4 separate regions of the Mus musculus genome follow, and regions 2, 3 and 4 are each linked to region 1. Evidence: chromatin loops called from intact Hi-C (ENCODE). Cell type or tissue: left cerebral cortex. All regions are shown on one strand.

Region 1 (8,000 bases):
AAATAAGTTTCTAGGTAGAATTTTCAGTGTTCTGTTGTTAGGGAAACAAAGCCAGGTTTGTGACCAATACTGATGGAGTTAGACTTTTATTAGAGATTTCTGCCCTTACAAGTTTGAAGAAAACATTTATTAGTAACTTTCAATGAGATCATGGCTATGTGCTTATTATGAATTACATTTTACAAAAATATTCTCCTTGGTGGGAGAGAACCTTCCTATCACAATTCTCTACGTGTGATATTTTGGTTAGATTATGATAATAAACAATGGGTAAAACAGAACACTAATAACATGGAGAAAATGAAGATGCTAGGCTCATTGCAGTATCTCATTGGTGCTACAATGGTCAGACATAGAATATGAAATGGTGGAAAGTACTCCTTTCATGTAAGTAAATATGGATACATTTACTCCAGATTTAATTTCTGGAACCAGAAGCCTAAAATAAGCTAAAAAATTTAACTGAAAGCTTTAATAATTGATAGGTGTAGTGAGAGATAGAGTTACTGAGCTGGAGAGCACAGATATAGTATTGTCTAGGGCCACCATGGCAAAATACAGCAGAAAATGCCCCAGACTGAGCACTAAGTCGTAGCAACTTATCTTCTCAAAGTTATAGAGGCTTGACTTGCACAGTCAAAGTATTGACAAGTTTGGCTTCAACTGAGCCTCTTTACTTGTTCTTCAGATAACTCCCTTCCCCTGGTCTTTTCTCTGCACACTGATATCTCTCCTGTTAGAGGGCTGCAACTCAGACTGTGGTATAGACATTATTGACTCATTTTCGTCCCTTTTTTTCTTGCTTTTTTTTTGAGATTATAATACAATTCATAATTCCCTCTTCCCTTTCACCTCACCAAGACCTCCATCTACCGTGCATTCTTTCTTTCAAATTCATGATCTAATTTTGTTTCATTGTGCTGTTATGTGTATGTCTATACAAACAAGTCCTACACCTCCACTCCTACCCCTAAGGCTCAGGGAATGCTGCAAATGCTGGGGTAGGCAGATTGTAACAGCCAGAGGATCAGAGAGTTTATGATAAGATTGTATCTACTGGTAATTTTAGAGGCTACACCTATAAAACTTCACCAACATAAAGCTTAAACATGAGTTGAACAAGGGCAATAGCAATAGAGATGCTAGGCTGGGGGAGGTAACTTAATGCTAGACTGGATGGAGGACCATCAGTCCTCTACTTTACACAAAGAACTACAGACAGCTAAAGGTTGCTGAAGGTGGGAGAAACAGTTTTTCCCAGGGAAAAGCACCCCAACTGGCTTTTAATACCTAATGGTCTGTCTGCCCAAATACATATAAGTAGCATTATACAGAGCAACTAATTTATTTTAGCTTCATTGCTGTGTTAAAGATCCTATTTTAAAACGTAATTGCCAACTGAATTTGTAGAGATTAGGACTTCCCGGGAGAATGTACAGTTCAATGCACAACAATAGATTGATGAAAATCACTAGGCTTGACATACAAAGAAATAAAATGAGATATTCTAAAAACCTGAATCAAACATAATATACATGGGGTAGGGCTTGCAAAAACCCTAATCCTCATAGTGCAGACGTTGAGAAAATACAGAGATGCAGAATAAGCAACATTTGAAGACATATTCACTACATACTGTGGGGCAATGGGCTACGTGCAGACAGCCTGGTTTCCAGTCTAGGCTAGATTTTGAACCCCAGGACCCAGTAGTGATAATGCACTTACATGGGACGGAAGGAGTTCTCTCATGTCTCCTGGACCCTGGCTCCTGTCGGTGTTCCTGCCCCCACAACCCCCACAGGAGAGATGTGGCTATCGGCCACTTAGGAACAGCACCAAGCCCTCTCACAAGCAAATAAGGTTTCCCTCAAACTCTTAGCCCAATCCAATGAGAGGGGCTTGCTGTCAAACTCTAAATCACTGCCAGGACTGTATATAGGAGAGCCATGCAGGGGATTAAAGGAAGGTGAGAACTATTCCTTTGTCTGACCCTTTTGTTCCAAGAGCTGTAACACTTGGGAAGACATCTTCTCTCCAAAGGCTTAGCAGAGGCTTGTCTGTCTCCCTGCCTGCACTCACTTCCCTCACTGGGGCCTTGCTACCCGGCCTGGATAGAGGTCTCCGTGGAAAACTTCTGGTACTTAGGCCCACAATATACCTTCCAAAATTCATAAAAAGCCTCTGTTGCTATATATATTATTTCTAAATAATCCAGTGTCTGGGTGTTGATGCAACTGATATGGTCTACCCTTGATAGTTACCCTGTCCCCTTCACTTTGATTTTGGATAGGAGAGGCCATAGGACAAATCATTCCTTCTATTTGTCCACTGAGAAGATATGGTCTCTGGCTATATCCTTTTATTCTGTTTCCATTGTGTGTGTGTGTGTGTGTGTGTGTGTGTGTGTGTGTGTGTGTGTGTGTGTGTGTATGTGTGTGTGAGATCAGTTGTTCTCTTATATCAAGTAGATGCCCACAACTGGGAAAAGTTCAGTGCTGTAGCTAGAATCAAGAGATGTCTACCAATAAAACTTTATCAATCTCCTAAGATGTTTGCTAACTTTTAAAGACAAAGTTCAAATACCCAGAATTTTTTTGAATTCCTGTAACTTTTGCTAAATTGTGAGTTAAAGAATGGACACAATGACCAATGAGGGAAACATGTCAAATTTAGAAAGAGAAACCTCACAGAGGTGAGGGCACCCCCCCCCCCATTTTGAGAGATTTTCATGGTGTAGACAATTCAGTCACCGATGTAATTTTGCATCTTTTCAATATGTTTTAATCACCTTGCTTCTATGTAAACACATGGTGGTGGATATTTTAGCTTTCATGGCTTGATCATTTTGTTATATTTTTTTAGGATGTAAAAATGCCACACTAGGCACAATGCTGGCTTGGGTTGAAACTTGGCATCTCGGGTGACACCAGCTGTTCTTTGTAGAGCCATGAGGGGCAGCTTCAAACATAGCACAGACACAGCTCTCTGTAGAAACATAGCATTTCTGTGGGTGGCTGCTAAGGGAACATGACTAACAATATGTACAGCCTGGCCACCAAGTTCTGAGAGCGTTTTCCAAAAACATTTTCCGGAACAGAACTGAGGTTGTCAGGCATCCATATAAAGAAAGGGGGCCTGGAAACTGGTGTAGCAAGAGCCATGAAAGGCTTGTGAGGGAGAACGAGTTATTCATGGAAGGAGAGTCCACTCAGTTCTGAGACACAACCAAGCTCAAGGTCAGTAGGTGGAAGTCATAGCCCTAAATGTCAGAGTTAGCTTTGAAAGTAGAGGAAGTGTGACGTTGGAAGAAGTGAGCGAGCAGCCAGGAAAACAATGACAATCTGTCCTTAGTCACTTGCATTTCATAAAAATGTGTCAGTAGTTTGACATTGTACATCGTAGTTTGACACAACCATCCAAGGGTCATATTGTCACAGCTAATACTCTGACACTGAACTAAACCCTGTTGTCCAACTCTCATTCACCACTTATTATGATGAGGCCAACCCAGGTATGTGTTCTGAAGGTATTGTTCCTACTCAAAGGATATTGGCCCAGGGATAGGTGGTTGGCTTCTGACTGACCACTGGTATATATTGACTACTGCTGGTCTATAAAATGTCTTGAATCTCTAGAGAGTGATTGGATCCCAATCCCATCCCTCCCTGTAAGGATGGAGTTGCACTAAAATAAGGAAATGAGACAGCTACATCATCTTCATTATCTACTTCTCCAAGTGATCTCTCCTTTTAGCTCCGGCTATATGGTACCATCTGCCAGAATACTGCACACAGATGATCATCAACATAGTCTGTTTTCTATCTTTTGGTCTCCAAAACTTTGAGTGGCCAGGCATGGTGGCACACCATTTTACAATTACAACATTTTGAAGGCAACATTTTGAAGGCAGAGTCAAGAGAATCTAGAGTTCAGCTTCATATAGAGAGTTTAAAGCTAGAGGGGGCTAAAAGAGACTTTGTCTCCAAAAGCCAAAAACAACCAAATAAAAAATTGTGTTAAACAAACCTCTTTAGTTTATAGAGTACATCATGGGACTTGCATTTGGTTTAATAATATAAAATGAACTAAGTTACCACTTACCCTACTATGCTTGGTCTGATGAAAAACAAGCAAAACACCATGTTCTATATCCATTGAACAGCACAGCTCTATTTTCTCAGTTTGTCACAGTTCAGATGTACAAAGTTGTGGCTAGCCCATTGGTTACTGCTAAGGACTCTTTCTGTGACTTGCAAATGGCTGCCATTTTGCTGTTTCTCTGGTGGCAGACAGAAAGAGAGCACTCTTTTCATAAAGGCATCAGTCCATTGGATTAGGATCAAAACTTGTGACTTCCAATAACCTCTGATCCCTTCAATGTCCTACCTCCAACATAATCCTGTAGGGACTGAGAGCTTCAACATACACATGGGTACACTCAGTTCACGACACCATCTAACCACTCAGAAAATCACTTCTCTATACTGGCAAGTGTGAGGCTACTTTTGGCAGCTTCTCTCATTACTCTACTTTCTGTTGCAAAAGTGTAGGAGGGGTCTTAATGGGTCTCTAGGCCAGGTATTGTCTTTCATAGTTGTCAGCATAGCATAATTAAAAGTCTTAGGACTAACAGAGCTTTTTTTTTTTTTTTGAGACTATCTTGATGCTATAATGGAGTTTGAAGAAAGGAGTGATAGAGAGACAGAGACAGATACAGATATTGGTAAATTATGATGGTGGTGGCCATAATATATTTCAAGAGTTTCCTGAAACATTGTATTGTAAGTTCACTGTCCATTTTTTATTACAGGTTTTCATAAAGACCTATTTCATTCTCCATTAATTGTTTAGGGAAGTGATAGTCTAACACAAAGCATGCTTGATCTATTTCTCAGCTAAAAATTATGAACTCTTCAACAAAATGGTCGATAAAAATATGTGGTACCTCACTGGTAAGGATGCCTGGAACATGAAGTTACAGTTTATTCCATTGCCCTTTTCAGTAAAAATGGCTTCTACTCTGGAATCTACAGCTTGACAGCAGCTAAATGGCAACACACCACATATATTAAAAGATATTACAAGTACAGCTGCAGCCCTGGCGCTCACCACTCTGCTCAAGGGAAGCTGAGGAGCCCACACATCCCTTTATGGCCAGCTCCTGGGAGAGCTACATGTTTGTCTCTTTCCCTGTCATTCCATGCCCTGCAACCATGGTGCCTTAACAGAGTGAGGCCAAGAGGGAGATGGACTCCAGCCCAGGCTGGAAACCTTTGCCTCTATTGGGGGTGTCCCTTGATCCAGACACTTCCCTAGTCATCACTTCTGTGACTTTTCTGAGTCCACACAGACAATCCAGTCTTCCTCTTTCACCATTTTCTTCTGGACGACCTTGTGCCCCACCAGCTGGATACCCACTGCTTGTTATAACCAGTAAGTCATTAGACAACTTTAGATAATTTTCTCAGAAACATCATCTATAATTTTAAGAAAATCCACAAAAGCAGAAGATACATATAAGAAAAAGAGTAATTATTTTTCTACTTTTGAGAGTACTAGTTTCATTTGTTATTGTATTAACTTATAGATTGTGCTCCAGGCTTATCCAGTTCAGTCTCAGCATTAGTGCTTAGTGGTTGATTTAATGTTTTAGTTTTAAATTATATGTCAGTGTGTGTAAATCCACATGTGAGAAGGTGCTTGTGAAAGCTAAAAGAGGGTATCAGCTTTCCAAGAGCTGGAATTACAGATAGTCAGGAGCCACCCAACAACATGAACAGGTGCAGGAAATTGAACTCTGGTCTTTGCAAGAGTAAGAAAGCCCACTAAACCATTCAACCATCATTCTAGACCCAAGTCTAAGATTATTAAATATCACCCCTCGATTCACAGGTGACACAGAATGGAAGCTATTTGCTAGGGGTTATGTAAACAAAGACAAATCACAAGTGTAACTCAGGTCTGTTAATTCCACAGGTGGAAGGCATTGGTTTTTACTCTTAGAAATCTCATCAAAATTGAAGATACTTACATACAAAGATAAAGATTATATACATATTAAATGTAAGTATACACAATATTTTATATTATATGTAATATATTACATATTTTATCTGTCTTCTAAATCCCTTTCTTTATCTCCTTGTGTGTCTTCATGTTGAAAGCACTTCTAGTTCTCAAGAAATGTTTCACAATCTAGTTTTGTAAGACTTCTTGTATTTATCCCCTGTGATTCTCCGGTCTCAGTAAGCTTTCAAAACTATGATCTCTCTCTCTCTCTCTCTCTCTCTCTCTCTCTCTCTCTCTCTCTCTCTCTCTCTTCTCTCTCTTCTTTCTCACTCTCTCTCTCTACATATATATATATATATATATATATATATATATATATATATATATATATATATACATATATATTATATTCGTTTTGTAAATTTTGTTGATCCTTGAGAAGAAAATTTTTTTATCAACTTAACTGCATGTGTGTTCTTAACTCAGACAGCCACATTTTATTGTCTTTTGGGGCATATTCAAGAGCTATTTATTTCTCTGAGCATCAACACTTTCTTAAGATAGATTTAACTATGTCAGAAAACAATTAGAAATGGCTCCCTTTTTACCATCAGTTCCTCATTTTTCTTTGACTCTAGTCGATGGCTCTTAATTGACATTCCCAATAGTGCTAATCAGGGTAAATACAAAATTTTAATTATTTGAGTTGCTGAGTGACAGCATGAGATCTCTACAGAGTGTCCTGAGCTTGTAGAATCATTTTTCATGGAAGAGCAGACTCAGTTGTTGTGACAGACAACACACCTTTTCCCAGGATGATCTACCATCTGGCCAAGGGAGAAAAATAAGTATGGTCTCTGCTGTTACCTAAGCCTGGTGCTATTTTCCAGCAGGGAGCCAATAAATATATACAAGGCTGCATGAGAAGTCCATGACATTCTTAGATCATAATCTCCACTTGGATTCCAGGTAGGATTCCTGTCAGTATCCTCATAGATGAAATTCCAAGTTATGACTTTTTAAGTGTTATTAATTTTTAGTCTTTAGCTGTTCATTTCCCTTACAATTTCCAAAACTAAAAACACTGACAAGTTTGAAAGCTTACTGAGACAGGATAATCACAGGGGATATACGAAGACCCATAGAATTAGATTGTGAAACACTTCTTGAGAACCAGGAGTGCTCTCAACATGGAGAAACACAAGGAGATAATAAAAGGGATATAGAGGGCAAATAAAATCATCTGGGAAATTTCTTTCTTTCTAGCTTTAAAATAATAATAATAATAATAATAATAATAATAATAATAATAAAGTAATAATAATAGTAAATACTACTACTACTACTACTAAAGTCTTATCAGCTACAATTTCTTAAGGGGATTAAAGTCATTGTCTCCTGGCTTTCTAGAGGCTTACAGAGATTGTGGCTCAGTGGTGCCCCTATGAAATCACATATTATACTACAGCCTGGACAGAGAAGTCATATTGTCATTAGTGCCTCTCCCCCTTATATATTTTTGAGCTATGAAGACTACCTATTCTATGCTTGAGATTCCTCAATTGTTTCTTGGAACAATTCTTGCATATCTTTCTTCAATATATCTGTGATTACTCTTCTCTTGGGAAGTAACAAGTAATTCATAAAATAAATGACATGGACACACACGCGCAAATATGTGGTAGATATTGTCAACTTTACTTATTGGAGTGGACTCTTGTAGATCAACTGCTATCCAAATCAGGCCTCATTTCTAAGAGTTGGTAGGCAATATAAACTGTACTGGATAGGGAATAAATAAAGAAAAATCAAAGTTGGGTGGGTTGGGCGATAAGAGTGGATATAATGGTTATGGAAAAAGTTGACTATGGTGAAAAACATACATTGTATGATAATCTTAAGTAATTAACAAAAGTATTATTTAGACAACAATACAAGGTACAAGATACAATTTGTAAAACACATGAAACTCAAGAACGAAGACTAAAGTG
Region 2 (8,000 bases), 77 kb after region 1:
TTTTTTAAGGGGATATTTATTTATTTATTTATTTCACTCCATATTTTATTCTGTCTTCCATCCACCCTCCAATTGTTCCACATCCTACACCTCCTCTCCACATCCCTGTCTCCACATGGATGTCCCCACTCTTTACTTAACCTGACCTCTAAATTCCCTGGGGCCTCCAGTCTCTTGAGAGTTAGGTGTATCTGATGAACACAGACCTGGAAGTCCTCTACTGTATGTGATGAGGGCCTCATATCAACTGGTATATGCTGTCTGTTTGGTGGTCCAGTTTGAGAGATCACAAAGGTTCAGAATAGTTGAGGCTGCTGGCCCTCTTACAGGATCACCCTTCTCCTCAGCTTCTTTCAGTTGGATATTTTTATGTATTTACATTTCAAAGATTATTCCCCTTTCCCAGTTTCCCTCTTGACCTCCCCTTCCCTCCCTCTCCCTCTGCTTCTATGAGGGGGCTCCTTTTCCCATCTGCCCACTCCCACCTCATTGCCCTGACATTACCCTACATTGGGGCATTGAGCCTTCACAGGACCAAGGTCCTCTTCTCCCATTGATGCCAGACAAGGCAATCTTCTGCTACATATGTGGCTGCAGCCATGAGTCCCTCCATGTGTACTCTAAGGTTGATGGTTTAGTCCCTGTGAGCTCTGGGGGGGAGGGGGTTGTCTGGTTGGTTGATTTTTTTTTTTACAGAAAGAATTATGTTATCTTTATTCATAAAACCTCAAACTGGATCCTATCCATGTACCTGTCACTAAAGCTACAAATAGAAGTTTCTGATATACACATACTATAAAGCAATGATCATGAAAGCTACAGAACATACAACAACAAATGATGCATTAAAAAAAGCTGGATCAAAAGCTGGATCTCAAAGATATTACATTAGAGAAGAAGAATGGCCAATATACTGGACTACATACATTCAAAGGTGGCTCGGAATAAGTTCAATGATTAAAGAAGAATGATGGGGTTGAGAAACTAGTGCATTTATATGCTGTCATTTACTGGGCAATGAGCCTTACATCATCCTCTACAGAGAGGCCCTACCTGCTAATGACACCACAATGCAGATTAGGCCTCAATTTAAGATTTTGATGGAGACATCAAACTCATACCATACGTATTCAGAAGACAGCCATCATAAGATCTCATGGAGGATGCTTCATGCAGAAAACTAAAGCATGCCACATATTTGATCACCATTTTGGAGAGTCCCTTATATAAATATCACTCCATAGGGAGGTTTTTTATTAAGAATACATTCCATGCAAAAGGTTTGTCTAAGTTGTGGGTGGGCATGCTCTTGATTTGACAAATTATTCCAATAGCACCTGTTTAGAGAAAGGTCACATGTTAATCTCCCTGCAAGATGGAAACTGCATAGTGGCAGAAATTTTCTTTAATGTGCTATTAGAAACTCATGTTTCTAAAACTGCCTAGTGCTGTAATAGATGCTTAAAATAGCCTGTTGGAAAAATATGTAAATTTTCCTTTCTACCTACACACAGGTGAGTAAAGGAAACAGGTAGTGTATACTCAGTTTCTGTTAATGCTCTAATCATAATGCATTTAGAGCCTCAGGAAATACATTTATTGTGGTCTCATTTTCTTGCATTTCCGAGGCCTTACAGTTATGAACTTAACAAAGTTGTGTTCCTTCTATAATACTCAAGGATGATTCATTTTCTTACTGTTTTGCAGATAAGCAAGTAACTTATTCTACTTTCACAATACTCTTAACTCATGTCTGCAACATCTCTGTATACATATTCACAAGTTTAGGAAACTCTGATATGGACATGTACAGAGGGGGTCAAGTTTTTAACCTACCATACCTGGTGAATTCATCAGACACAGGTGGTACAAATAATAATGGCAAACACAAATCAGAAGGTTGTAAGTGTAGGGCTCATGAGATACAACTTTGGTATCTCTCTTCAAGAAACAATCTGTCAAATGCACACATCTGCGGCCTTCGCAGCTTTAGTTCAATAAGCTCTTTGGGAGAACAGCTAGCCAATGCTTTAACACAGAAAGACTTCCCAAGCCGTTCCACTTCTATCCACCATATCCACCACTATCAGGATGTATTTGTCAGATCAGCATCACACTCTATCCTGTCCTGCTTCCTTTCCCCTCCCCTTCACACACTTTTCACCTTATACCTCTAGCTCAGTGTGTTCTTGCTCAACCAGTCCAATGTTATAATAGCAACAGTCCCCATTTGAAATTGGTCTTGGTGAGATTTAGAAATAGAAGGTCAAGTTTACGAATCATGAAGCAATCTGGAAGAATTTTATGGAGAGGGTTATTAGACCTCTATTCGTAGACTGTGGGAGGGACTTTCAGTGAGAGAGACCCAAAAAAGCATTAAGTACTTTTGGAGAACCACTTATTTCTAGAAAGCCCCATTGATGAAAGTCACTAGCATAGCAAGTGCCAATGCCACGACCTCCTGAAAAAGAGCAGTGACTTATCCTTAGGTCTTAACCTGTCAGCTTTACTGGCTGTATTTACCATGTGTGAGTCATGTGTGTGTGTGTGTGTGTGTGTGTGTGTGTGTGTGTGCATGTTAATAGTACTCAGGTTCATGTCTGTGGGCAGAACCATCTACATGGCCATATGGGGAGGCGAAAGTTTGACATTGGTTGTCTTGATTGTTCTTGATTTTCTCATTGAAGTATACTTTCTCATTGAGCCTGGAACTTTCTGATTCAGCTAGTCTGGCTAACCAAACATCCCTGGGGGAACTCTGCTGCCTACACATTCGAACACAGGTCAACCAGGCCTGCCTGGTGTCTGTATGGCTGTCAAGCATCTAAATTCTGTTCTGGTGCCTGCTCAGCAAATGATTTTTGCACCAAGCATTACTCTTTGTATTTACAACAAAACTTCATTGTATTTGTTAATTCAAAAGGAAGAACAATTTGAACATTTTAGGCAAAAGTAAAGCAGTCTTTCTTGGTTCCTTAGGTGGCAAAGATAATGTTAAATCCTTTGAACTTTCTTATTTTTTCTGAGAGTAAACCTCACTCTTAACAGATTAACAAGGCATGAATAAATTAGGATCTTATTCATTTATTTGTCTATACTTTACTTAACTGAGAATATAGTTAATCTAACCAATAAGCTATCTATTCAATTGTGAAAAAAATATTTTAGTTAAAAAACTAATTTTAAAATATTCTCTCTAAGTTCAAATTTTGGCTTTACAGTAACATTTTAATTGTGGTAAGAACTGACAGTTTTTCTGTTTTGATTTTGGACTCTCATACCTGAGGATTATTACCCAATATTTCATTAGAAATTGGCATGTTTCTTGCATATATCTGATTGTTTGGATACATATGTGCAGATAGTGTGCTGTTGCTATTTTCCTTTTAATTATTTCATGGTAATATTACATTTTAATATTTTATCACAAATCCTGAGCAAACCCTAACATCTCTAAAGTATATAATTCTTTTCCCATCCCCCTATTTTTCTATCTAGTAGGGAAGAAAAAGAACACAATGTTGAAAAAGGAAGTCCAGGGAGTTGCAGGTTTTATTTTAACCTTAAGAACAAGCTTGAAATTTGCTCTGCAAATGGATAAACTGAATCCCAAAATAGTAACACACTTGTGCTGACAGATGGAGGTGTGGAGAGAGAAGACTATGCCTAGCAACTGCTGCCCAAGGCGATCCCATCTGTCACCAGGACCCTGCAATGCCTGTGCACTCAAAATTACCTGGTCCACTAACGGGCAGTGGTTCATGCTTCCATCATTTATTTCACTGAGAGTTGGACTAAACCTCTCACAAGGATTTGGAATGGCAAATATAACCAGAGTCTGCATTCAAGATGCTAAAATATTATCATTTTAAAGACACCACCTTTAATTTTTTCCCCTAAATATCATACTTAGGACATAGAAGGACAATGATGATGGGAATGGTAAAAGGAGAAAAATAAAAAGAGAAAAAAGAAAATAGCTTCTCCTCAAACATTTTCTTTAAAAAAAAAGAAGCTTATTTCCCTCCCCCTCCCAATGCAATGACAATAAATTAAGCTAGTTAAACAATAGAAAAGTCTAATTCATTGCTCCTATTTAGGCAAAACCCAGCATCTGATCCCAGTATCTTCAGCCAGACTGCCTGGGTTTGAACCTAACTCTCTTGCCACTAACACTGGCAACTCTGGTATGTTTCTGGCCTGTTTAAGCCTCAGTTTCTCGGAGTTAAATACGAATTAATAATTATGGCTATGTCAGTGTTTTGATGGGTGTTAAATCACTTAATACGTATGAGACTCTTAAAGCAGTTCCTGTTAGAAGATAGTCACTCATCAACATCCAGTTAGACTCTGAGCCAGAGGAGAGGATACCAGCCTGAACTCGCTGAGGCCTCTCAACTGGACTGAAGCATAGTAAGAAAGCAAGATGGATTTCTCGACACTTTAGAATTCAGGTAGGTTCCTCATTACCAAAGAAGATCTTCTATACCCAAAGTTACCTCTGTGACCACAGTGCACAGCTTTCCCACAGGGCACAAGAACTTATACTTTTAATAGAAACAGTTTTTTATATTATGGCATCAAAAGTTTAAAGCCATTTCTCCTGTCCTGAATTTTATTATAAGATCTGAATGTCAATTTCTGGGTGTGTAAGCAAAACCATCCTTCATAGGGCCCTATCTTTGTTCAACTGATAAGTGTTTTGCGTGCACGCACACACACACAAGTATCCACATTTCATAAAAAGTAAGTAAAATTTTAATCTATATGATTTGAAGACCAAATAATATATATTTAGTGTCAATGAATAGAAGAGAAATAAGTTGGTTTATATATTTCATACCTAGGACACTTTAAATTCAATGAGTAGGTGGTAGAAAAAAATACCCCACTGCTTGCATAGATATCTGTTCATGTACATGTAATTCAGTAGATCAGCAACTTGGTGAGCTGGCCTCTGGTCAGGGCACCTACTGTTCCCATACTTTTCATAGCAAGTCACAAATTGTTCACACTGATCCTAATTCCAACTGTAATAAACCTGGAGCCATTCAAAATGTTGATCTTATTTAACAGTTTGTACAGTCAGTGCTGTGTGCCCAAACAGTCACAACACATTGACAGGGAATTGATCAGACAGAGTCATTCAAAGGAGGGTAGAGAGTGATAAAATAACTTTTCCCCCATAATTTTTTCTTTTCTCATCAAAGCTCTTGGACTCCTACATGCCATTCAAATAGGAATCTGTTTTCCCAATCTTCATTCAGACCTAGATGTCAAGATGGAGTGAGCATCTGTGAGAAATAGTTGTTGCCTCTTAGAACAAAACCATTGAGAAAATGAAGTCAGTGATTCCTTTATTATCTTTTTCACATCTCTGGGCCCTCAATTCCCTTGAAGTGTATTACATTGATAGAAATCACTTGCATTGTATTTCTCAAGAAGAAAACAAAGCATAATTCCCAAAATGCATGAAACTTAAGAAGAAGGAAGGCCAAAGTGTGGATACTTCCATTCTTCTTAGAATTGGGTACAAAATACCCATGGAAGGAGTTAACAGACACAAAGTGTGAAGCAGAGACTGAAGGAATGACCATCCAGAGACTGCTGCATCTGGGGATCCATCCCATATACAACCACCAAACCCAGACACTATTGTGGATGCCAACAAGAGCTTGGTGACAGGAGCCTGATATAACTGTCTCCTGAGAAGCTCTGCCAGTTCCTGACTAATACTCACAAGGAGAAGTGAATGCTCACAGACATCCATTGGATGGAGCACAGTGTCCCCAATGAAAGAGCTAGAGAAAGTACTCAAGGAGCTGAAAGGGTTTGCAGCCCCACAGGAGGAACAACAATATGAACCAACAAGTAACCCCAGAGCTCCCAAGAACTAAACCACCAACCAAAGAAAATACAAGGTGTGACAGACTCATGGCTCAAGGATGGCCTAGTCGGTCATCAATGGGAGGAGAGGCCCTTGGTCCTGTGAAGGTTCTATGCCCCAGTATAGGGGAATGCCAGGGCCAGGATGCTGGAGTGTGTGGGTTGGTGAGCAGGGGTAGGCAAGAGGAGATGGGGATTTTCAGAGGGGAAACGGAGAAAGGTAATAGCATTTAAAGTGTAAATGAGGAAAATATTTAATAAAAAGTACTAAATATAAATACATAAAAAGAAAAATTTAGTCGTGTGTTTCAGTTTCTCGATATGTTGAGATATCTATATCTATACACACACACACATCTGCAGCAGGCAGAAAGTTTCTAGATATGTGAAATTCTAGCTTGAAATATAGGAAGAAGACACACAAACCTCCATTGTCTGTGTACAGCAATGGCAGTAGGTTAAGGAACCACTTTGCTGTAAATGTGTTGGTTTTATAATTCACCCATGGCTGAGTGGCAAGGGAAAAAACTCCAGCTGCATATGTATCAAAAGATGACCTAGTCGGCCATCACTGGAAAAAGATGCCCATTGGACAGGCAAACTTTATATGCCCCAGTACAGGGGAACGCCAGGGTCAAAAAATGGGAATGGGTGGGTAGGGGACAGGGGGGGGACTTTTGGGATAGCATTGGAAATGTAATTGAGGAAAATACATAATAATAATAATAATAATAATAATAATAATAATAATAATAATAACCTAACCAATAGAGTGGTAAAGCTCTCTCTGGGTAACCATGACATGCTGCCTTCTGTTTTAGCTACTTTGCTGCTGCTGTGATAAAACACCTTGACCAAGTAAATATGTAGAGGAAAGAGTTTATTGTTGGCTATGGTGGCAGGCTTGTAGGAGTCTATCACAGCAGGAAAGTATTGCACCAAGAAGTAGGCATGGTGGCAGGAGCGGGAATCAACAGATCTCATCTTTAGAAGAAACATGAATCCACAGGTTTAGGGTAAGTCTATGAACTCTCAAAGCCCAACCCCAGTGATGTACTTCCTCCAACAAGGCTGCATCTCCTATTCCTGCCAAGACAGCATCACTATGGGCGAACAAATGTTCAAAAGACTGAGCCTATGGAGACTATTCCTCAAGTAAACCACCACCCCCTCTGACATCTCCCTTCCCAGGTTTTCTCCAAACCCTAAATTGTACTGATCCCCATACCCAGTACTTGGGCTCTAAGGAAATCGCCAGAACACATCAAGGTATGAATTTAGCAGTGAGAATGAAAGCTTTCCCTATCTCATAAAACCTACTCTGTGAAGATTAAGATAGTCACTAGTTCCTCTAATATCATCCTCAGTTGGCAAAATGACTTTAAAAGATAATTGACAGTATTGCACCTTGGAGAAATATTTCAACAATAACTTGGCTACAGGAAGAAGCTACTTCCCTTCATGCATCAAGTGAGTACTGATTCTCATATGTCCTGCGGAGAGCTCTTGTTTCCTGGTTGATTTTAATTTCCCCAAACCAGCTACTCTCTGTCATTTGATTGCCATTAAGAACAAAGGTACAGAAGCTTTGCAATTTTATGAGGTACCATTTGTCAATTCTCTATCTTACATCACAAGCCATTGCTGTGCTATTCAGGAATTTTACCCCTGTACCTATATCTTCGAGACTTTTCCCCACTTTCTCCACTATAAGTTTCAGTGTCTCTAGTTTTATGTGGAGTTCCTTAATCCACTTAGATTTGACCTTAGTACAAGGAGATTGGAATGGATCAATTTGCATTCTTCTACATAATAACCACCAGTTGTGCCAGCACCATTTGTTGAAAATGCTGTCTTTTTTCCACTGGGTGGTTTTTGCTTCCTTGTCAAAGATCAAGTGACCATAGGTGTGTGGGTTCATTTCTGGGTCTTCAATTCTATTCTACTGGTCTACTTGCCTGTTGCTATACCAGTACCATGCAGTTTTTAAATCACAATTGCTCTGTAGTACAGCTTAGGTCAGGCATGGTGATTCCACCAGAGGTTCTTTTATCCTTGAGAAGAGTTTTTGCTATTCTAGGTTGTTTGTTATTCCAGATGAATTTGCAGATTGC
Region 3 (8,000 bases), 170 kb after region 1:
AATTTATTGAACCTTGCGAAAAATGCAACTCTTTATTTCACTCATCATCATCATCACCACCACTACCACCATCATTAAACTTCTTTGATTTCTTTTTTTAATTTATTTTTTAATTAGGTATTTTCTTCATTTACATTTCAAATGCTATCCCAAAAGTCCCCCAGACTCTGCCCCCACCCACTCCTTTAACCACCCACTCCCACTTCTTGGCCCTGGTGTTCCCCTGTACTGAGGCATATAAAGTTTGCAAGACCAAGGGGCCTCTCTTCCCAATGATGGCCAACTAGGCCATCTTCTGATACATATGCAGCTAGAGACACGAGCTCCGGGGGGTACTGGTTAGTTCATATTGTTGTTCTACCTATAGGGTTGAAGACCCCTTTAGCTCCTTGGGTACTTTCTCTAGTTCCTCCATTGGGGGCCCTGTGTTCCATCCAATAGCTGACTGTGAGCATCCACTTCTGTGTTTGCCAGGCCCCGGCATAGCCTCACAAGAGACAGCTATATCAGGGTCCTTTCAGCAAAATCTTGCTGGTGTAGCAAATGGATGGACCTGGACGACATCATCCTGAGTGAGGTAACCCAATCACAAAAGAACTCACATGATATGTACTCACTGATAAGTGGATATTAGCCCAGAAACTTAGAATACCCAAGATTCAAGATACAAATTGCAAAACACATGAAACTCAAGAAGAACGAAGACCAAAGTGTGGACACTTTGCCCCTTCTTAGAATTGGGAACAAAACACCCATGGAAGGAGTTATAGAGACAAAGTTTGGCGCTGAGACGAAAGGATGGACCATCTAGAGGCTGCCATACCCAGGGATCCATCCCATAATCAACTTCATTGCTTTCTGATCTTGGTTAATTGTATGCGGCTTTGTGCATACGTGCACATGCTCAGGAGTACAAGTGAGTTTGGAGATCAGACAATGACTTAAGGATTTATTTGTCTCTTGCTACCAGTGAGATTCAAAGCATTCTCCAGCATGTTGTTTTTTCCATGGGTCCCCAGTATCAATGTCAGTTTGGCACTATTGCTATTGCAAGTCAAATACTTTCTTTCCCGAACTGCTCCTTCCGAGACCCATGGCCTTCTTGGTTTGGCATTATTTTACACTGCTTTTCTCTCTGCATCCTTGAGAAAGAAGGTTACATCACCAATTGGTACTTTTCTTACATATTCATTTGGTGCAAAGTAACTTCCAATCAGGCCTGCTTAATAGTTTCTAGGAGATGAAATACACATTGAACTTAAAGTATTTTTTAAAGTTTTCTTTAGATACCCTCCTCTTTGGTCCCTATATTTTGAAGTGTATAGGGGAGAGTTTGCTTGGTCTTTGCTGGTTTGCTGTTTTGCTTTGAAATGAGATCTTGTTCTGCATCTCATGATGAAGCCCATGCTGGCCTGCCACTCATACAGGGGCCTGAGCAAGCCTAAAAATGTAAGCCTGTAGGATGGCTTGCCAGCCAGTGTTTCTTCTGTTCTTGATTTTGCTTCTTCTTTTTTTTTTCCCCATTATGTGATTTCAATTATTTTAAATTTGCATACTGAGTTTGGCTTTCTGCCCCAGGATATTGTTCCAAATCTGAGGATACTCAGGCAAACCTGACCTGCCTTTTCAAATCATTTTACCAAACATTAGATGTCCTCACAGATGTGGAAATTGCTGATACAAGAGACCAACTCTACTTTTATAATACCTGTTTATAAAAATGTGAAGGATTGTTTTAACATCTCTGTCATGTCAGTTCAGGGTTCCTACTAATTGCTTTGTGTGTTTTTATTAGTTATTAGCCTGATACATAATGTCCTCACAAACCTGATGACTTAGGATAATATGTCTGAAGCCTGAGTCTTACTTAATTGCTTTAGCTAGCTTCTTGCAGGTCAAAGCAGGCAGGACAATGCTGCTCTATTACTGCCAGTACATTAGCTTATTAGGCTCCCAGATTACTTCTGAAGGGATAGTGGTCCACACCTCAGCCTTGCTAGGTAGTTCCTTTCTGGTCTAACTGATAGCTCTGTGGCTATGTCTCCAAAGATGTGCACCAAGGCTGCTACATGACCTCATTACTTCTGAGCTTTAGGCCTCCTCTAAATTGCCACCAAGGTTCTCTAAGGGCTATACAGAGCTCAAAATCTCCCCACCTTCTTTGCTCTCATAACATCTATCTGGGTGGTATTGTGGCTGGTTAGGAGAACCCTCTATTGGTGCCAATTTGTGGAGATGTCAATTGCTTCTTCCTGGAAGGGATGAAAGTCCTGATCCATGCTTAGTCTTTCTTGCACAATTGACCCTACGAGTGACTTGCATCCTTCCAGCTCAGGACACTGGAATATGAACTTCCCCCATAGCCTTTGGTGTTACAGTTTAGAGTGGGATTTTCTCCTCTAACATTCAGCCATCATGAAGCAGGTATCTGTGCATTTTCTGCCTGTCTAGGCTGTTTCTGTCATTTGGCTAGAGACCCCCACTACATTCTTTGCATGGTCAGGCCCCTAGTTGTTCTCCTTGCTTCTGCCAGAATTTTTCTATATACAATTCATAATATGGAGAGTCCTAGTTAGACTTGCAAGAAGCAAAAGGGGAAATTTTATTTATCTCATCTTCCCATTCCTGGAAGTCTCAGGGTATTCATTTTTAGTTTGCTTTTCAATTCAAAAAGAAAGGGCACAAGGTTCCATGCCCTCTTTTTAACAGAGAGTTGCTATCATCAGTGTCTTGATTTCTTTCTTTAAAAAAAAAGTCTGTTTCTGCTCAAAGAGATGCTGAGCAGACAATAGAGCATCAGTAAATCTTGCCTTCGGTTCTGAAAGCTGCCTCAGAAGGATGGCCACTGTCGCGAGTTTTTGAAACTTTTATCTCCTCATAGGGTCAAACAGGTGAGAGATGATGGTGTCCCATTTAAGGAAAATGAGTTACATGGAGACAGGAGAGAGTTAAAACAGGACAGAGGCTTAGAAGAAAGCAAAGGAGCTGGATACATTGACACAAGTGACCACGCCTGCACCTCCTGTTTTGTTGTAGAGGACAAATAGAGGGTCTTCAAGGGGATGTGTGTGCCACCAGTAGGGGCAGCGGGAAGCCAGAACTGCCAGAAGTGAGCCTGTAAATGCAGCCAAGTGGATGAACAACTTCAGGGCTGAGACTTGGTGTTCACCAGAGAAAGCAAGGGGCGGGACTGGACTAAGGGGAGGGGAGTGAGCAGGGAGCAACAGCGAAAGGCACAGAAGGCAGTCAGTCCCCCGAGACCTGGGAGGGAGGCGGGAATTAGGCTGAAGGGTCAAGTCCAGCCAGCAGTTTTCAAGATCTGAGCAGACCACAGGAGGCGCCACCAGGACATCTCTGCAGCGCTTGGTGGCCAGGGAGGAGCGAGCATCAATCTCCGCTGCGGGTCTCAGTCACTGCTGCTCCAGCCTGCACGTCTCTGTCCTCGCGCAGGGCGCTCAGGCTTCTTAGCCTTCGCCTGCGCTGTCAGCTTTTCTCTGCCTGCGGTCAACCATGGATGTCAACTCCCGGCTTTCTGTGCAAAGGTAAGACTCGCTTCTCCATATGCCTAATGTGATGTCTCTCAAACTCCGCTGGGCACTAGAGATCATAGGCAAAGTTGCTTTCCACCCTTTGCTCTCCTTAGAGATTCCCACGGAGAAGTCAAGTTCCTGCACGACTGATCCTTGGGATCGGCCCTTGAGAGGTGGGGGTGAGGGGTGGGGGCTTCAATTCTGTTAGCTACCCCACTGGGCGCCCGGCTGGGTGGGGCCTGTGTGCTGGAGCCAGGTGCCTGCCTCTAAGGCTGGGGGAGGGGGGGCTGGGGGCGGGTAGTGGTGGTGAGGTCTCCTCTGCCAGGCGAGGTATCTGGGGAATCGGGCTTTTAGTGTTATATTACCTGGAGCAGTTTTGCGCCTTGACTTGGAATGCGTTCCAAGGTGGAGAACAGAGACCTGAGGGATCAAGACCAAAGCTGATTTACCTCCAGTTCTGTTGACCTTAACCTGGGTTAGTGTTTGGGGCTTTGGAGTGAGCTACAAGGTCTTGTAGGCTTGGGGAGGGGGAGATCTCTTAGATCTCTCACTGGCACTAACCTGAGCCCACCTGTAATCCTGGGCAGAGGAGACCTCTTTGGTCCTTTAGCATCTCTGAAGCGCTAGTTCCACCTAGTGTCTGAGTCCCTTCCCCAGACCGGTAAGTCCAGCCACCTGAAAGACGTGGTTACAATGTTTTGTTGTTTGGTCTTGTGTTTCCTCTCTCTTTCCTCCTGTTCTGCTCTACTCCGGACCCAGCTGGAGAATTCAGTACTCTATGACTTTTGTTCTTCTCCCTAAAAAATATCCGGGTTGAACCGAGTCTATCTCTCAGGTGCCCAACTGAGCAGGTAGCTTTGAGCCCTTTGTGCTCTCTGCCCAGCAGGAAACTGAGCATTCGCAGTTCACACCTAGAGCTCCTAGTACTGTTGAATGCTGCAGCCTGGGCTGCCATGCTGAGATCCCACAGGCCCACCTTTCAACTCCACCGAGGCTCAGGGCTAATCTTTTAGGCTCTTACTTCTTATCTCCCCACCCCAACTCACCCCACCCCAACCAACCCCAAAAAACTAAGGTAGTTTTCAGCTGACACTGTCAAGCACTGAAATAAACAAGTTGAGCTAGAATTCTTGGGTTGCATAGGAACATAGGAAGACCCAATACTCACAGGCTAAGGCTCACAGACAGTAGCCAAGATAGAGGGAGAGCTGGGATAAGGCTGGGGGTACAGCAGGTTACATATTGCCTTTCAAAGGATCAGAGCCTTCCATCTATATCTGCAAGTGTTCGTGTTGTGTGATAGAACTAGTCTCCCCAGCGTCCCATCCATCACCCACCTCTGTAAATCTAGCAAAGGACTTTGAGGTTTCTATACAATGCCTGGAGCCTAAGTGAGGCTCTAGCTCTCTGGCTCAAATGGGAACAGATGAACACTGAGTCTCTCTATTTCAGCCTCATGTCTGGAAAAGCAAGTATAGAGCTATGGGAGGGAAGATTTTAAAAGCCTTAAAATTAACCATTGTTGTCGATGTAGGTAAAAGTTCAACAACGTTTTAAAAGTTGAGCTAGAGGTTTGCTGTTTACTGTCTGGAGAAATGCTTCTTTGAATTGAAGTGTTCAGGGCTAAGGATACAGCTCATTTATAAAGCTCCATCCAGCCTTGCATACATGAGGCCCTAAGTCCCATCTTCAGTTTCTACCCCCATTCCTACAAACTGAAATGGTGAACTAAGTAGTCCCCCAATTCCAAAAAATAAAAATTAAAAATTAAAAAAATCTTTTTAAAAGGTGTTTTTCATAACGAATTGTTTACTTTAAAGCTATCTTTTCAGATCGTCAGGAGTGTGGCTCAATCCTGACTCAATTTCCATCTAATCCTGGAACATTTCCTAAAGGATTAGAAATAAAGCATTCCGATAACTTACTGAGATCTTTTATGGGGTGGCGACAGAGGTGGCTTTATAAAGAGCAAGCAAACTAATTGAAGGCCCACATCTGAATCTTGATAGCATATCTCCAGAAATAAACCTTCTGACTATTACCACTTACTTACCAAGAAACATCGCCTCTCCCCTAAGTCAGAATAATAGTCTCATCTCTTGGAGCATCTTTGTTCATTTCTTTGCTTTAGTGCAGGTAAGAATCCCAATTTCTCTCTCATCAGATCTCATGAGAGGCCATGGGAATTAACTTTCCACATATATGTGAAAGCAGAATTAGAATTTGAACTGATACCTGTATGCCTTGTATTAATCACTAGACTTATTTAGGCAAGCTTGAGTTTTGAAGAACTGGCAGTTGGATATTCTACACAAGTGTTTTTGAGAAAGTGGCAAAATGATCAAGTAATAACAAATCATTATAGATCAAGCATATATTGTGCAGATCAGAAACACTCTCAGTATTTAATAAAGTTAAGTCAGTGATTAAAATAACAGCATTTCGTTTAAGTAAGATAAAATAATTTAGACATCTATTCAGTAATGAGCAGAAAAAACAACAAGATTTCGGGGAAATGGTTTAATTATAGGATATTTTGTGCTGTTAGAATTTTTTTACTTGCTTGGTGATTTCAGGTAAAACAGAATATAACTGGGACACTAATCCAGCAATACTCTGTGGTGTATCATCTCAGACCAGAATTTGATTAATAATTTGGTAACTTTAAAACATGGCTTTTTAACAATGAAAATGTTGACAGTTCTACGAGATATTATAATCTATTAACCTTGTATTTGCAAAAGTTTCACCTTATTTTCACTGTGATGATTTTAATTTTCAAATATATAAGTTGTATGAAGCAGATTAAAGACTTTTTTTTTCTTTTCCATTTTTTATTAGGTATTTAGCTCATTTACATTTCCAATGCTATAGCAAAAGTCCCCCATACCCACCCACCCCCACTCCCCTTCCCACCCACTCCCCCTTTTTGGCCCTGGCGTTCCCCTGTACTGGGGCAAAGACTTTTAAAAACCTCTGCAAAGAGAAGCCCGAAAATGTCTCCAGGAAGAAAATCAGGCACTAGAGAAATCAATATCCTTTGCAGCAGATGTATTATAAACCCAGAATTTCATGCTCTTTTCTGGCTAGTAGTCTGGTAGAAATAAAATGTTTAAAAGAAAATGAAGGCTTTTGCTTCGGTTTGGCTACTTTTACAGCTAAAAGTTTTGGAAACACTTATTCACTTATTTGTTTTATGAAGTTTATTTCCCTAAATCACATAATTAGGTGTTTGGAAAAAAAAAAGAATCGAGGTTCTCTCTTAAGTGATTCTTGTAGCTGTTATTCCTGCACCACAGCTACCCTTTACAGACGAAAGTCAATATCATCTACATAAGCAACTGTGTACAGAATCACATTTAGAATTTATTAAGTGTCATTTCATATATTAGATTATTTGATCATTGCATCCCTGGGAGTTAATTATAGCAGATATTACTTCTACTTGCTAGCAATACCTTTGAAGCAAAAGGAAATTAAATAAAGTAAATACCAGATTTAAAAGTCCACATACATGACACCTAGGACACCTCAAAGTCCTTTGGCTTCAAGTCTAGCCTTTTTTTTTTTCTTTCTTGTATTGGCTATGAAATCACAGTTGTTTTTTATAGGAGAGAAGAAATGATGGCCTGGCCATAATGGTAACATCATTCTCAGACATATAGGGGCAGCCGGGATGCAAGATGATCTTCAAAGCACAAGCCTTGAAATGCCCTTTTAAAAAAAAGTTACAAACAAAACATTTCAATAGAGTTTATTTAGGGCATGGGGAGGGGGTTAAATAGAGACAGAGAAAGGCAGAGAGAGAGAGAGAGAGAGAGAGAGAGAGAGGAGTAGAGGTCAGCCATGAGCACAGAGCAGGGAGGGGAATGGGGAGAGAGGGGGGAAAGGCGGAGAGAGCAAGAGCAAGAGAAGAGCAAAAATCATTTTTTATCTATGCCACATTTGAGCTAGAATTGGAAGTTGAAGAGTTATTCTCTTTCTCAATATTCATTTACATTTTTATACTATATAGAGTTGTTCTTTTTGTTTATAGAATGCTGGATTCTATTTTAATCACATACTTTTTATATGGGCCTTTGAAGAAGAACCCAAAAGTTTATTTTGAAATATATGTGTTTGGGTGTGTGCATGTGTGTGCAAACATATATGTTTGTATGTGTGTTTGTTGCATTTATATGCTTGTATATTTGTGGGGATATTCATATATATTTGTGTGGTGTGTTATTGATTTCATTGTCTTGTCATTTTTATTTTACTCAACCTAAAGTTTAATTTAGCAACACATCACTCATATTGTTAGGACCAAGGGGGGGGGACCCTACTTTTAAAGTACCAAAACAACTCCAAACTGCATACTAAGCTAAAGCCGCCCAATAATATATTTTAGTAAATGTTTATAGGTTTTCGAATTCATAGAAAGACAGAAATGCAGGGTCATAGCTTCATTTCTATGTCCTCTTTACAAAG
Region 4 (8,000 bases), 190 kb after region 1:
TGAACATTTCCCAAAAATTTATTAGCCATTTGTGTTTTTTCTTTTGAAAACACTCTGTTGAGTTTATTAGACCCATTCATGGGTTGCAAAATTTTGTTTTCTGTATTTAAGTTTTGCAGTTTTATATATTTTAAACATTAAAAACATATCTGCTGTATATGGACAAAGATATTTTCAATATTCTGTAAGTGCTCTGTTCATTCTGGTGTTTGTTTCTTTGCCTTGGAGGTTTTAAATTTAATTTAATCTAATTTGTTCATTATTATCATAATTATTTGTGCTATTAGAGTCCTTTTCAAAAAGTTCTTGTCTATGAGTACATTGATGGCTTTTTGGTTTTGGTTTTGGCTCCTGCAAGCAGTTTCAACATTTCAGGTCTTATATACAAATATTTTTATTAAAAATTTTAAAAATGTATATTATTAAATAATATAAAAATCAATAATCAAAATAAAATTTGGGGTATAATTACTCCCTCCTCCTGAGTTGTCTTTTATAACATCCTCTTCAGGTGTATATACATTGGGGCTAGGGGCTGCCAGTCTTTTCAATAACTAGGGCTCTGAGGGGATGCAGAAGACCTACCATGCCTCTTTATCTTTGCCACTTGGTGTTTCATTATAGCCTTCCCACCTTGGGAGACTGCACCAAACTGAGCAGCGCACTTTTCTCATGATAGAGACACCTCTCCCCGGTGGTGTGCAGGGTGCTGGCTTCTCAGACTATTAACTCCAAACCAACAATGGGAAATATCAGCTTTTGGTTCTCCTTGTCATGCTCCTTTCTCCTCCACAGCCTGCTGTAGCATGTTTATCTCTGACCAGTGCATCTAGTCCTTTGTCATATATCTCCATCTGAATCAACTCTCTCCATTTTGCTGTTCTCATCACAGCATTATTAATTTCCATGTGACCTATCTTTTGTCCCCTCTACTTTCAAGATTTTCTTTGTCTTGTTTTGAGCAATTTGAATATAATGAGCCAAGGAGTGAGATAGCATCTCTATCATATTACTCTGGTGATAGTCTCTAAACTTCTTAGGTCTATAATTTGCTGACATTATTAACTTAGAAAAGGTTCAAGATGACGTCTTCAAATCTACTTCCTACCTTAGTCTATTTCTTGCTTTGCCTCCAACCTCAACCTTCCCTTAGTGGAGGTAATTCAGTTGGTGACTGACAAAGGCCAATATTTCACTGACTTAGAATTTCCATTTGCTTTCATCATACAGCTTTCATGTGAGTTTCCACACTGTCCACTTGGTCTGCCACAGCCATTCAAATGATAATTACTATTTAATTTTCAACAGTTCCAACAATTCTATCATACTTGGTTCTGTTGGTTGTTTTTATCCCTTGGAAGTATTTTCTTTTTTTTTTTTTTTTTTAATTCTTTTGAGAAGCTTGGAATGTTAGTTCCCCACCCAAGTCTGAGGTAGATAGTTGATAAGTAAGACATAGTTTTAGGTGTCCAGTGCTACTATAACAAAGATATATTATATATCTTATTGAGGAAGGCATAGGGGAAGGAATATGAAATGCTCAGCCATTTTGTTGAATTAACAGCCAGGAAACAGAGAGTGGATAAGGATTGTATAGATACTTACATCTCAAGGCCTGCCCTCACCCAGCTCTAAAGCTAGTTATCTTCTAAAGGTTGCCCAGCCTTCCAGAAGGGCTCCACCAGCTGAGTACCAACTGTTCAAATATATTTTTCTATGTGGGACATTTCACATCCACACTATAACAATTTCCTTTTATTCCTTTCATTTTAAATATACAACAAATAGCCAATTTATTGAACTAGTTATTTAAATTTCATAGAACAGCCGCCATGGTTTCAGATACTCAAATTCATTTAAAAAATAATAAATTGTACTGCTTTTCAAAGCAGTTAGGTTTAAAACAACACTTATCTTTGTTACCTCACAGTTCAGAAGCCTGCTGCATCTTGGAATGAGCATAAGTGTCAACAGGACACATCCTTTCATGGAGATTGTACTAAAGGAACTGGGTCCTTCTAATTTCTATAGGCTGCTATACATCAAGCCCCATAGCTACCAACTCCATCTGAAAATCTAGCAGTTCTTGTGTGTTGAGGTCATATAACATCCCTCTGACTCTTAACCTCTGATATCTGACCTTCTCTTCGGCCTCCCTCTTATACTATTAATAATACTGCATCCTAGATAATCCAGTGTAATCTTTGTATACTAAGGCCATCTAATTAATTCCATTTTAAACCTTAATCCTTCTTTGCCCCAGAAAATAACATACTTGTGGCTTCTAAGGACTAGTCACCAAGTTTCTTAGGGATATCACTCTCATGCCTCCCATGGGCAGTAATTGAACTAAAATTTGACATTTGAAATGCTGCATGAATTTTTTTCATTTTTCTCTTCTCTTTCTCCCTCCTTTTTCTTTCCGTCTTTATTAAAGTAAAGAGACAGCACCATTTGTTCTTCTAATATCACAAATGAGTCATTAAGTGTAGTAGAGCTCTAGCCATCAAATTCTCAAGGACTACTCAAATACATGAATGCTATACATGGAGCACTGTTGAAGTCCTTCTTTGAAATATGCTCACTGAAGTGGTCTTGTTATTTAGCAGCTTATTAGGGAATAGAATTAGCTGTCTTCCTAAGTATAGGGTGAGACTGTTCTCGGGTTTCTTTTTGACATATAGCCACATGGTGTAATTTTGTCCAATTCTATATTTTAAGAAAAATAATGACATTAAACCCTAAACTTCACATTTACTGCATTAACTAGCCTGTGCTGCAGATAAAAGAACACTGGTTTGAGAAGCCATTTCAGTAGCATAATACTTGAGAGCAGAGCTTGGTAGAGCAGACTGCTAAAAAAAAAAAAAAAAAAAAAAAAAAAAAAAAAAATCACAGGATCCCCAGGTCTATTCAAGAGTGGTGACATTAAAAGGCCATTTGAGGTTTGTTTGTTTGTTTTGGTTTTGGTTTTTTTTTGGGGGGGGGTGTTGTTGTTGTTGTTCAAGATATAAAAAGATATCAGGAAACACTAGAAACAGATACCCAGGAAGTTGTAATATTTCTCACACAAAAAGATGAGAAGGCAACCAGGATGGTTCTTCTTCAAGATGTCAGTTGACATATTATCACATTCTCAATGCTTGTAGCAAGGAAGGTGCTGAGTATTCCTATACCTGCCTGGATACATGTTGACCTTTCATGCTTATTATAGATTGGTACAGCTAGTTGTCTTGGTAATAGCTTCATTTCTGTAATATAAGAGAATAGGGCAAAAGAGAAAAGGAGGAGGAGATGAGGGAGGAAAGGAAGAAAGAGAGTAGGTAGATGATTCGAAGAGTGGAGAAATGATTTTACAATGTACAAATGGAGCATTGTCAGGCACTGAATTGAAACATCTGTTCCTGGATGAAAGAGGAGGCTTACAAACTTGAAGCGGTACCAGCAAGTGAAGGAAGATCACCATGTCCTGGAAAACATTGCCTTGGAAGATTCTTGAGGTCCCTTCCCAACAGCATAAAATGTTGTGAACAGTGCTGGGGGTGGAAACTTTGAGCAGCCAAAGTGTGAGAGGAGGTTTGTTCAGACTATAGCATTGCATGGAAATGCAGAGAGAGCCCTAGGTTTGCAGGCATCATCACCTATGTTTGGGTGGGCTTTTCAATGATGTAGCCACTTTTAAGTTATTCCTATTCCTTGTAAATACTCCATCACTCATACACCTTTTGATAAGCCAATGGAAAACTTGCCAGTTGACAAATTTCAACATTGGTGCACCATTATTTTGTCTGCCATAGACTCTCTCTGGGGTGATTAGGTAGGTGTGAGTGTGTGTGTGTGTGTGTGTGTGTGTGTGTGTGTGTGTGTTGCATCTCTCCAGGAAGACTGCCACAACACATGTGCCTGTAAGGTAGGGAATTGGTCAGTTGACTACTGGAAATACATCATACATACAGTGTCATCATACACAACAGTGTTTCCCTTAATATTTACCAAGTGCTCAACACTATTTTCTTTGTGTTCTTAGAACTCTCTCTTTTATAACGAAAGAGCTACTGCCCTCTCGAGGGTCATGTGTGATTCTGAAGCTTACTGTAAACCTTTTCTACTGTCGCTTCCTGGTGTGGCTGCCGATTCCCAGATGCTCACTGGCAGGCAGCTGCCTCTCGGCTCACTTTGAAAGTGGGACACCAAGATCTGTTCCATTTGGAGTGCAGTACTAGTGAGTCAGCTTCTTCTGGAACAAAAAGTCTCTCTTTCCTAGGTTTTCACTACCCCCTCATGACACTTTCTCTAAGTAGGGCTGGCTTCCCTACCAACCTCTGTGCTCTGGCTATCTCATTTTTTTTTTAGGTCAAATTACTATAGCAAGATGCATTACAGGTGTGCTTTATACTCCTTGGGATTGATGTTAACAGTAAAGAACTCACTTCATCATATCCTTTCCACTAGATATTGACAGCTTTGAGTGGATGCACAAATAAAATGTAATAAAAATGGCCAAACTGACAGTCTTGTTCAAGTTGAAATAGAGATATATCTTAAGATTAAAGGCTCATACATGTGGATCTAATTGATTTGACTGAGTGTAATTCAAATGTAAAAGAGTCTTTTCTACAAATTAGCACCTATATCATGAAGTCACCAGCACTCTCCCACTTCGTATTTTGAATTGTTAATGTATGTATAACAGAATGGCAAGCACACAAGGCATTTTTCTGTTCTGGGTCTACTTGTGTAGAGTCCTCTGCTTAGAGGCAGACAATGACAGCCTAGAATGTGGGTTGACTTTAGATTGTACAAGGGTTGGTTCATAGAGAAAGCTGAATGTTCTAAATATTTCTAAATATTTTCTGACTTATGTTGATTTCCTCCACAAGGCCACCATTGTTGTTCATGAGATAAATTCCTGAAGGAGTATGTGCTAAAACCCTATTAACATTTTTATATTTAGCACCATACCTGTAACCCAATTAACAAGGCATTTTAACTATAAAATCCTTAGCACAAAAGCGTGGAACCCACTTGGTAAGACCACCCATCATAATCAAAAGTACTTTGTAAACATGCTTTAATGTCTTGCATATCTATGCTTCAGGGAAAATTTCTCGTGAAGTTTTCATGGTTCATTGATGGTGAAATGCAAGTCATGGGTGAAAATTCTTGTTCTAAGATTGAGACAACTCAGTGTCTGTCCTCCCATGCTGGTCATTGATGTGGTGCATAAGCATCATAGCTAGATAGGAATGCCCTTCCTCCTTTGGAAAGCTTGCATGGTGCTTTCTGGTACTGTGAAGGGAGGAATCATTCGGCTCTTGTCCAGCTCAGGGGTCTCTGAGCCCTGTTTTTGAAGTGCTTGGTGTCTACAGCAATCAGGACTTACCTACTATCTCTGGAAGACAACCAGAGGTAATAGGTAGTCTGTAATATTTTAGAAGTCTCTTGAGCCAACCTGGCCAAAAATTCAAAAGAGAAATCTCAAACCTGGTGTTAGGGTTTTAGTTAGATGCTCTTGGAGGCTGTATTGTCACACTAAATGAAAAAATGTCATGGAAACTATATGTGTATATTTATACAGAGCCTATTTAAAGCAGTGGTTCTCAATATTCCTAATGCCTGTGACCTTTTAATATGGTTGGTTCTTTATGATGTGGTGAGTCCCAACCATAAAATTATTTTCATTGTTGCTACTTCATAAATGTAATTTGCTACTGTTATTAATTGTAATATAAATATCTGTTGTTTTCTGATGGTCTTAGGCAAAAGAGTCATGACACACAGTTTGAGAACTGCTGGTTTATAGTCTATCATATAAGGAAATTGTGGTACTAATGTAGCAAAAATTGCACAAGAGCATAGTCTTTAGTTCCCTATAATCTGAAATAAGAATAGAGAAGAAGGGAGGAAGCCCCATGTGTGCAATTGACTAAGAAAGTCTTAGTTTGATTCTCAAAGCAAGTAACTTTACCATAGGTTTTTTAAAAACTGACGTTAGATAGTCCAAGAACTCTAATTTCCTAGAGTAATGTCTTTACATTTTTTTTTCCAATTTGTGATTCAGTCTCTGATCTTTTGAGCAATGAATCATTTTCAAAGTCTCTTGGCAGTTTACATAACAGAACTGTCTTCCTGAAGGACCAAGGAGCCATATCTTTGAAATGTAAACAAGAGAGAGAGAGAGAGAGAGAGAGAGAGAGAGAGAGAGATTGAGAGAGAGCTTGCTTCTCTGAGTATCTGTAGGAAAGCAGGAAGCTAATATTTATGAGTGTCTTATACCAAAGTGTAAAACCATGTCAGCTCATGGAAATGTTAGAAAATGTGTTTTCCCTTTCTATATGGCTCCTGAGCAAGCCCTCTACTCAGTACTCCTGCTATTAAGAGACTCTCCTGTCCTGTGCACAGTTGATTTTAGACTTCATTCTGGTCTCCATCCCCACTTCAATGACTTTAATAATGTATGATTTTCATTTAATCCCTCCCCTCAAACTTTATTCCATACTTCGGTCTTGTTTTTGTCATCTAGAATACAGGAGGATGGGTTGTATATTCACAGGGATAATGAAAATGTAAAGAATGGGATGGAAAGCAAATCATACTTAGCTGAACTGGAAGATTTTCATAACAGAGTAAATATTCAAGATAAAGAGAAAAGGGTCGAAGATCAATCCAACTTATCTTTGGTTTGGGATATCTGGGCTTGTTTTTAATGTCAAAAAACAAAACAAACAACAACAACAAAAACAAAAACAACTGAAATTCCTAAATTCCTTTGTGGGGGAGGGGGAAGAAAGCAGATCAGATGAAAATAAGTTGAATTTCAATAGATAGAAAACAAAAAGTGCATATGGATGACCAGCAGCTGTGGATAGATTCCAAAGCTCATGTAGAAGTAGGGTGACGAGAGCAGAAATATGATTCTAGGCTGAATGTATCAGAGAGATGAGATTCTTTAGGATAAACGGATGACTCTAGAATAGTGCCAACTCGTGGCCCATTTAACCACTTGTACAACATCTGTTTGTAATTGGTCTCTTAGCCTTCTTAACATAGAATAAAATTACAGAGGTAGACCGGAAAGAGGTAAATTCCAATTGCAATCGTGTATGTGTGTGTGTGTGTGTGTGTGTGTGTGTGTGATATATGTATATGTGTGTATGTATGGTATGAGGTATGTGAGTGTGTATCTGTCTATGTGTTTGTGTGTTTTTGTGGTTTGTCTGGGTGTTTGGTATGTATAATGTGTTATGTATGTTTGTGATGAGTGTATGCTGTGTATGTGTTTGTATGGTGGTGTGTGTGTGTGCTATATGTCTTTGTGTGAGTGTATATTATGTCCATGTGTGGTGTGGTATGTATAAGTGGTATGTGTCTTTGTGTTTGTCCCTGTATTGTGTCTGTGTGTTTGGTGTGGTGTGGTGTGTGTGTGTGTGTGTGTGTGTGTGTGTGTGTGTGTGTGTATGTGTGTGTGTGTGGTTTGTGTGGTGTGTGTGTGATGTGTGTGGTATAGTGTGATATGTGTGTGTGCGTTTCTGTGTGTCTGTCTCTGTGTCTCTGTATCTGTGTGTCTGTGTGTGTATGCTTTCACATTTCTTTCTCAGGTCTGTAAGAGAGAAAAACAGATGAAAACTATTAGTAGCCAGTTTGAGCAGTGAGTAGAAGAAGTTTAGATATATGGCCAACACTGCTCAGCAATGCTGATTAAATTCTCTAGATAATTGTCCCATAATAAACAAGTCTGTGTGTGTTGCTCACCCTGCTGCAGACTCCCTGGCCTTTTGCAAGCTTCTCTATCATAATTTGCTCCACCATGTCTGACATGCTGCTGTCCCCTGGCATTTCTACATTGGTCTTAAGCACAGAGCATCAGGCTATACAACTATACTTCAAGTAAAACCCATCCGTAATTAAAATTTGATGCCTACTTTCATGGCTGGTGCTCTTTTCCTTTTAAATAACACAATTATCAAACTTAGACAAGATATCTACTGCCCTTCTGTAGT

What was found. Hi-C counts contacts between places; a loop is a spot of excess contacts. Peaks named below come from ENCODE experiments on the same cell type or tissue, not always from the same donor. Only the 100,000 strongest peaks of a DNase experiment are listed, where the experiment ranks them.
Region 2: it touches region 1 in a loop (2.7-fold over the local background); 2 of 42 quality-filtered maps call a loop at or near these places.
Region 3: it touches region 1 in a loop (3-fold over the local background); 2 of 42 quality-filtered maps call a loop at or near these places.
Region 4: a loop joins it to region 1, with 2.9 times the contacts of the local background. A loop is called at or near these places in 2 of 42 quality-filtered maps.

Annotation. Positions count from the first base shown.
Region 1 is chr1:83,578,230-83,586,229 of GRCm38, reverse strand. No RefSeq gene overlaps it. Among named protein-coding and RNA genes, the nearest start is that of Sphkap, 170 kb to the right of the region's middle. In left cerebral cortex, a CTCF peak has its summit at 3,041; a DNase peak (open chromatin) is centred at 2,995; H3K27ac peaks cover 512 bases.
Region 2 is chr1:83,501,248-83,509,247 of GRCm38, reverse strand. No RefSeq gene overlaps it. Among named protein-coding and RNA genes, the nearest start is that of Sphkap, 97 kb to the right of the region's middle. In left cerebral cortex, no CTCF peak of the experiment used is centred here; a DNase peak (open chromatin) is centred at 3,649.
Region 3 is chr1:83,403,522-83,411,521 of GRCm38, reverse strand. It overlaps Sphkap (SPHK1 interactor, AKAP domain containing), which reads left to right and starts at 3,322. Exons shown (of 12, transcript NM_001356547.1): 1 at 3,322-3,542. The coding sequence starts at 3,515. In left cerebral cortex, CTCF peaks have their summits at 3,097, 3,333 and 4,188 (motif pointing left); DNase peaks (open chromatin) are centred at 3,357, 4,225, 4,384 and 4,871; H3K4me3 peaks cover 3,318 bases; H3K27ac peaks cover 3,052 bases.
Region 4 is chr1:83,391,950-83,399,949 of GRCm38, reverse strand. All of the region lies in intron 1 of Sphkap (SPHK1 interactor, AKAP domain containing), which reads left to right. Among named protein-coding and RNA genes, the nearest start is that of Sphkap, 12 kb to the left of the region's middle. In left cerebral cortex, no CTCF peak of the experiment used is centred here; DNase peaks (open chromatin) are centred at 3,477, 4,187 and 4,649; H3K27ac peaks cover 514 bases.